2 separate regions of the Homo sapiens genome follow, and region 1 is linked to region 2. The links are chromatin contacts, found by Hi-C or POLR2A ChIA-PET in ENCODE. All regions are on one chromosome and are shown on one strand. The core of a region is the stretch at or near the end of the contact, and the rest is flanking DNA. Distances in the headings are between cores, read along the strand shown.

The links. Hi-C counts contacts between places; a loop is a spot of excess contacts on that map. ChIA-PET counts read pairs that join two places held with the same protein, here RNA polymerase II (POLR2A). Pooled maps may share reads with other maps.
Region 1: a loop to region 2 is called in a map of Right ventricle myocardium inferior, with 5 times the contacts of the local background. The contact joins two enhancer-like sites. A Hi-C loop is called at or near these places in 2 of 168 maps with a recorded cell type or tissue (Right ventricle myocardium inferior and cardiac septum) and 4 of 50 pooled maps. POLR2A ChIA-PET finds 5 or more read pairs at or near these places in 1 of 52 experiments (WTC11).

The regions. Positions count from the first base shown.
Region 1 is chr5:96,383,196-96,387,339 of GRCh38, reverse strand. The region is part of intron 4 of LOC101929710 (a long non-coding RNA gene); the gene reads right to left. It also overlaps a transcript of CAST not described here. Among named protein-coding and RNA genes, the nearest start is that of PCSK1, 48 kb to the left of the region's middle. Within about 2 kb of position 2,784, at least 4 of the 41 ENCODE cell types and tissues checked have a DNase peak (open chromatin) inside an H3K27ac peak, as active enhancers do.
Region 2 is chr5:95,857,176-95,860,993 of GRCh38, reverse strand. It overlaps LINC01554 (long intergenic non-protein coding RNA 1554), which reads right to left. Exons shown (of 3, transcript NR_026936.1): 3 at 861-2,190. Among named protein-coding and RNA genes, the nearest start is that of LINC01554, 6.9 kb to the right of the region's middle. Within about 2 kb of position 2,018, at least 30 of the 41 ENCODE cell types and tissues checked have a DNase peak (open chromatin) inside an H3K27ac peak, as active enhancers do.

The DNA of each region.
Region 1 (4,144 bases), core at 1,535-4,034, 530 kb before region 2:
ATGGCCGTGAACCTGCTGTTGTTATTTTTACTTACAGAAACCAAAAAGCCACAAGCCTTAGCTTTTCTCAATCAGTTGCTGTAAATGATACTATTCTAATCATTAAAGGGCCAAAAATGTCTGAAAATATATTAACAACTTAAAGGCTAGAGGTGTGCACTCTTGAGTCAGCCACAAATGAATCTGAATCCAGGCTCTACCACCTTCTAACTATGTGCCATTGAGCGGGTTACCTCACCTTTCTGGGCCTTATTTACTCATATACAACAATGAAGTCTACCTCTTATGCATTTGCTGTTAGGATTAAATAAGATAATGCAGAGAAGTAATTTAGTTGTTTTTGTTTTGTTTTGTTTTGTTTTTGTTTTTGTTTTTGAGATGGAGTTTTGCTCTGTTGCCCAGGCTGGAGTGCAGTGGTATGATCTCGGCTCACTGCAACCTCTGTTTCCTGGGTTCAACTGATTCTCCTGTCTCAGTCTCCTGAGTAGCTGGGATTACAGGTGCCCACCTCCATGCCCAGCTAATTTTTGTATTTTCAGTTGAGACAGGGTTTTGCCATGTTGGCCAGGCTGGTCTCAAACTCCTGGCCTCAAGTGATCTGCTCGCCTCGGCCTCACAAAGTGCTGGAATTATAGGCGTGAGCCACCATGCCTGGCAAAGTATGGTTTCTGTAGAAAGTAAATATTCAGCAAATGTTAGTTTTCATTATTTGTGAGATTGTTGTTTTTATTGTGGTGTCATGAAAACAAAACGGACTTTAGAACCAAACAGATTTGAATTTGTAGCTCTTATCTGCAAATCCAATAAAGGAGAAAATGTAAGAGTCGATGAAGAAGATGAAAATACTGTTAAATATCTCTGGCTAAGATTATGTGGCCTCGTGAATTGTCATTCCAATGTGAACCTTCCTTTCCTAATGCCACATTGGAAATGGGTTAATCATCACCAGTGTAGACTGAACTGCAACGAGGAATCCTTGAAGTGACAGTTGAGGCTCAAAAGGCAGTTCCCCAGGACTAAGGAAAGCCAGAGGCAACAAGTGAGGGAAAAGAAGATATTGAATAAAGAAAATCATTGTTTAATTTTGTCTCACATCCAATTGGTAAGGATTTCTCCTAGCATCCAGAAAGAAATTGGAGTAACAATTTTCAAACAAAAAAAAATTTCTAAAGCATTGAGATGCCAATAATAACAATACAAAACAGATTCTTTCTTAACTATATTCACAGCACAGTGCATTGTTTAATTAAATTCTCACAAGAATCGTAAAAACGAATCTGAGATAAATAATATTATTGTCCTTATTTTGAGGATGGGAAAGTGAGACACTGAGGGGTAACATGTTTTGTTTACTTGCTTAAGGTCATGCAGATAGCAAGGAGTAGAGCTGAGATTTTAACCTGGCAGTAATTCCAGCATCCAAGCTATGCCTTATATTAGCAAGACAAAAAAGGTGACATGACACTTTAGAAGATATTTATAGCACGGAATAAATATTTATTCTTAAAAACAATTTTAACCTCATGAGAAGGAAGATAAATGTTTTCCTAACTGCCTTGTAATTTGCAAGGCAATAGCATTAATATACATGACAGTTTGAATCATCCACTCTGCTCCTTCTGCTCCATGAACAGAGTATGCCTTCCTGAACCATAGGAATCTACTGCAGATTCTTTTCTGTTATTTGAAATAATAGGAAAGCTTTTGTTAACTGAACATTTTCTTTGCATTAAGCATACACTTTCTATATTTTCACAATGATAATTCATGAATAAGACATGTTATTTCTAATGCTTGCATTATCCTACAAGTGAAGTATTTTTACATATATGGAAACTGAGATTCAGAAAGGTTAAATCATTTGCCAAAGGTTGTACAGTTAAGCCGCAATTTTAAAACTGGTTTATCCAACCCTATCTTTTTGCTCCTTCACTCTGTTTCACTTTTTAGCTTTACTTCCAAATTTTGCAAACTGATGCCTTAATAAGCAATCTCATGCTTCCAGGAACACCTAGAGAGTTTATACCGCTTCTTCAAATTTTGGAAACCCCAACAAATTTAAGGGTGAGAGAAGTTGTCCTTGTCAATCATCACTCCTTGACCTATTTTGAAAGGAACCAACGTTCTTAGGAGGCAACAGACCAATCCAATAACTCAAGCAACATTTGGATGAAGAATCAATCCCATGAACTCATGTGTGGCTCATCCCCAGGGATGCTAAGATATGTTAATAACCAGCACATTGACTCTAGGAGTATTCTAGTATGTTGGGCCATTCTATTTGTCTCCCCATTTCTTGGCCTTCCTGGCTTGATGTTAATGTGTCTTCTTTTTAAAAAGTTTCTCCAAGTCTATTCTTTGGGATATTTATCAGTGGTGTGGGGTGTGTATGTTTAAAAAGGATGCCCAAGTCTTGCACAGTTGTGGACAAAACCTGAGTTTTTTGCATTTTTTCACTGTAGGACTTCTCAATAGCCTTTTATATATACTAGCGTGTACTAAGACTCTTTAGGGGTGCATTTTTCAGCATTTGTCCAGACAGAATCCCTTTCTCCTGGAGCATATTCAGGGACCAGTGTTCTCTCGGCTCACTTGGAAAGACACTATCTCCTAGCCAACTACATCCTGTCAATAATTTCCCAGCCTGAGTCTGGGTTCCATCAGAAGCAAGGCTAACAATCCCCATGCTCCTGATTATTTCTGAGAGCTTACAGCTCATGCCTTCTCCTTGCCCCAGTGGAAAATGCTGCAGTGCCAGTCAGCTGACGGAAAAGAGGTGCCAACTGTGGTCAGTGAGGAAGATGAGTCATAGCCCAGCAGCAGGGATACAAGGGCAGGGAAGACAGCTCAGAGGTGGGAAGAAGAGAGGGAACTCACCCAGTCACGTATGTCCATAAGAGATAGAGTGGTCATTGTTCCAATTTGTCAAGGACAGCTTTCGTTTATCCCTGTTGTCCCAGCATAATTATATCAAAAGTATCTTATTGAACAATAATTATATCTTGTCACTAGAGTACAGATGTGGATTGTCTTCTCAGCTTGCTGATGAGAATTGTGCTTCCTAAAATGTTTTGTTCCCACCACAATCACTGAGTCTCAGAACTGGAAGGAATTATCTAATTTTCTACCCAATTTCCTACGCATGAAAGGAATGCTGGGGAGGATTCTGAGAAAAGTGTGGCTTCTTAATAAAAAGAGGTGCAGAGAAGAGATACCTCCTCTTCTCTGTACATACCTCATTGTGCCTGTATAAAATGCCTAGGACCTGGACAGTCATCCTGGGACCTTCCCATATCCAGTATCCATTTCTGAAAGAGCTCTCCAGTTCCATGAGCTTCAGACCCCATAAAACTCAGGTCGGCCTCCTACTCATCTCCCTGATCTAAGTCACAAGTCTATGAACTCAACATCTTGAGTATCTCTCAAGCCTGCCCACTTACTCTTCTCCAGTGCTACCATCCTGGTCCACACTGCCATCTTCTTTCACATTGCTATTGCAACAGAGTGCCCCTGGTCTCCATTCATACTGTGATGTTTCTAAATTGCATATCTTGTCACATCACTCTCTTCTTGAAAACTCACTGAAGAGTACTTAGGATAAAACCAAAATGCACACCTGAAATCCCAGCACTTTGGAAGGCCAAGGCAGGCAGATCACGAGGTCAGGAGATCAAGACCATCCTGGCCAACATGGTGAAACCTCATCTCTACTAAAAATACAAAAAAATTAGCTGGGCGTGGTGGCCTGCGCCTGTAGTCCCAGCTACTCGGGAGGCTGAGGCAGAGAATTGCTTGAACCTGGGAGGTGAAGGTTGCAGGGAGCCGAAATTGTGCCATTGCACTCCAGCCTGGCGACAGAGAGAGACTCCACCTCAAAAACAAAACAAAACAAAATCAAAATGCTTAGCATGGGTCTGAAGCCCTGGGCAATTTGTCCCTAACCTGTTTCCATAGCTCCATGTCATCTCCCTGCCCCACTCAGTCTCAGGGTATAGCACATTAGCACACTAGCACACTAGCCTTCCTCCGGTATGCTAATGTTCCAAGTTCTTGAACATGGTATTCTGCTAGAAATGCTTTCCTCCATTTCTTTTCTAGTTACTTCTTTCCTATTCACCCTTCAGAGCTTAGTTTATAAATTCTT
Region 2 (3,818 bases), core at 769-3,268:
CACATAAAACACATACACACACACACTCAAAAAGGATCAGAATTCTTTTTTCTTTTCTTTTTTTTTTTTTTGAGACTGAGTCTCGCCCAGGCTGGAGTGCAGTGGTACAATCTCGGCTCACTGCAATTTTTGCCTCCCAGGTTCAAGCGATTCTCCTGTTTCAGCCTCCTGAGTAGCTGGGATTACAAGCACCTGCCACCATGCCCGGCTAATTTTTGTATTTTTAGTAGAGATGGGGTTTCGCCATGTTGGCCAGGCTGGTCTCAAACTCCTGACCTCAGATGATTCACCCGCCTGGGCCTCCCAAAGGGCTGGGATTACAGGCATGAGCCACCGCGCCCGGCCAGAATTCTTTTTTTTCCTTTCAACTACAATATGTTTTTCTGAGTGAGGAAGAAAGAGAATTTACATCACAAGGCAAAAAATACTCATAATATTGCATGCATCCATGGGAGAATATATTACAATACGAGCACCATTTTCCCTGGGTGCCAGGGGTGGGGCAGTTTAGCTGGAAAAGCTAAATTCTGCTCCACTTGGATTGAAAACGTTCAGATGTTTTGTTTATGTGTTTGCTTTCTTGCTTATTCACCTACGACATCTAATCCTTTAGTCTGAATAGTATCCAGTGAATACACTCCTGTCCCTCTCCTCAGTCCTCACCCAAATGCAGTAAAGCAAGAGATCAGCAGGGCAGCCAGAGAGCCCACACCAGTGAGGCCAGGAAAGAAAACAGAGCTCAAGAGGGTCCACATGAAGGTTTCCTTCCTTATCTAGTCCCCAGAGGCTTTTTTTTCTAAGTAAAACTCCCAAAGAACTAAAAACAAAGGAAACACAAAAAATTCAACGTGGTATAGAAATTTCGGTAGAAGAACTTTTATTGAACAGTAAGATTCAAGATTTCACCAGGTGAGAGGGGGAATTGAAAATTAGTAGAAAAATTCCAAGGGGACCAGTTAGCCACAACAAAGAATGGGGTTCAGGGAACTTCTTAGGGATGTATCTTCCCCTCAATACAGGTAGAGGAGCAGCATCAGAAGCAGGGCGTTGGAGAGAGGCATAGAAGAGAATCACCTTCTCCTGGCCCACGCAAGCTACCTGGTGTACCTTCAAGTTCAGGCCAGCTGCTGTTCCTGCCCGCTCTTGGAGATGAAAAGGTTTCCCATGCCCCCACCTCCTCCCGAGTTAATTCTCTCCAGGTGCTTCTCTTGATGTAAACCCAGGGTGCTATTAGCAGGCTCCTTGTTCTCTTGCTCAAATCCTTTCCAACCTTTCCAACCTGTGGAGCTCTGCTGTTTCTAATTTCTAACCCCCATCTTGTTTCTTTCCCCCAATATTGAATTCTGCCATAATCTTCAGATCAACTCTAGTTGTCTCCATTTTTTTTCTGAATGCTAAAACCTTCCAGCCGTCTTCTCTTCCACTCCCTGACCACTCACGAGTCACCTGCATTTCTTACCCCAGTCGTCATCCTTGTTTCCATGAACGATCCTCTCCAGGGCTTCCTGCCAGAAAAGTATTTTGCAAGTTTCATTTGAATTTCTACACAGTATAATTCTGAACATGTAAATAATATATAAAGTCAACCTATGTTTGGAGCTAAGAGTGACAACAATCTCTCACACTACAGATCCGTCCCAAATTGGTAATGCCCTAAAAATGCTAATAAAAATAAGGTGCTTGTGAAATACTCAAATCCCTTCAGTTAGTACAAAAACAACTGGTGACCTAAAAATTCAAGGAATGGCCCAGAGTAAAGGGAAATGTAATGTTGACTCTGGTTTACAGAAAGTGAATCTGAGTCATGGCAGATCCTGAAATTTCACATGAACTCATTCTGCCTGTAAATGCCCCAGCATCAATAGTGAGCAAACGTGCATTCTGGCCAGCCAGGCAGAAGCACTTTGTTTTCCATTGTGCGGTGACGCCAGATCCCCATTGCTTCTGACAAAGGCCCTCGTCAAGCCTGTGTGTCATCGTTTGCGTTTGCCACAGCTGCAGCGGGGTGCGCGCAGACCCACTTCCCGACTGCTCATCAACCGACCTCCCTGGGGCCGAGAGGCAAGCCGGGTCCGCGCGGGGTGCAGCGCCACCTGCTGGAATTCATGCGATGGAGCAGCAGCCTGAAGTGGCTGCGGAGTCCAGAAGTCCTGTCCTTGAGGTTTGCTTTCAGACAACGGCCAGTCCTGACTGCAAGAACAAAAACACTAGCAGAAATATGCACCCGTTACGCAAACCAGCCCTTAAGGCTGCACATGATCCTTTCCCCACTACAGAATGTGGTGTGGCGTGTATATGTGCACCAGTGAGTATGTGGGGGGAGAGGGGGTACACCCATTTGTGGTGGGGGGGGTATAATGTGGTGTGTTCATGTGCGGTGTCTGTGCATGACCTCTCAAAGGTAGGAAAAGTGGCATCGTCGTCATACTCCTTGTTGGATTGGTAAGGAATTGTTCAGTTGACAGAGATTTTGATATAACTTGTTCCATTTATTTCCTCGCTACGCCGTTCAAGTAGATAAAACGTTCTCGACCAAATGAATTGCCAGTGCTCTGGCTCTCTAGAAGAATTACTCATGACCTAACCACGCTGGAGGCTGACAGCTAACTAATGATCTTTCCCTCTTTTCAAAAGACTTTGCCCATATGGGAACAAAGACTGTCATGATCCCCCAGCCAGGCAGGGCTGGCCCTGGGCTTGGAGGAGGCGATGAAGTAAGACACAGGCAGCTATGGGAAGAAGTCAACCACTTCCACGAGGCCAATTGTGGGTGTCTCAGGAAACAGACAAGTTGCGAGTCTATGTTTTTGCCAGATCCTCTGCCCCTTTAGAGACGTGCTCGCATGTCACATGCGTGAGGCAACTTTCCGTGCCTAGGAGGTTACTGACTTAAACCCAGGGACACTTGTTGAAGTGGGAGGCCTGACAGACAAAGGCAAAGGTGTTTGATGAATGGCTCTGCTGGCTGGTGATGTGGAAGTGTTTGCTGACAGTTCGAGAAACACCAGGGAGCCAACAGATTAAGTGTTCTGTATTTTCCTGGCTACTAAATAATAACTACAGTTTCCTGAGGGTTTACTCATGCCAGGCAGAAGGCTAAGTGCTTTACCTTTGTTTTTTTGTTCATGAAATCCTCAAAACTGCTCTATAAGCCATGCACTATGATCAGCCCTGCTTTCCCGATGAGGAAACTGAGGCCCAGAGGGGTAAGTTCCCTGCCTAAGGTTACACAGCTCAGGAGTAAGGGGAGGACTCAGGTCTCTGCGGGCCAAAGGCCAGGCTCCTGATGCTGACCCTCCTGCTTCCCTGCCATTAGTGCCCTGCGAGGCCCGGACCTGCCCTCTATTTTCCCGCTCATTTTAGGGCCACAGTGACTCACCAGCCATGTGCCCATACCACTCATTTTCACAGAGCCCTGGAGTATGAGAGCAGGGCTTGAGGAAAGAGCTTTCGTTCACTTTGTTTTGAGCCAGGACAACAGACTGGGAAGTGGTTGGAACACACAGTTCTGGGTCAGAGGTCAGAGAACAGACAGGACTCCAAAGGCTAAAACAAACAAGATTTCTCACAGCAGCTCTGGCCGCGTTGAGACCCACGGGCTGGGGCTGGCCAGTCTGTCCCCACGTGGGATAGACTGTGTCCAGAAGGGTGGCCTGGCCTGCTCCTGGCTAGAGCAGATGAGGAAACCACTGTCCTGGATTCAGCTCCCAGTTCTGCCACATTCCAGCTGAGGGCCTGTGGGACAGTCGTGAAGAGCCACATATGGCAATGTCATCTCTCAGGAACCCAAGACGCCAAGGCCCCTCACTGTAATGTGG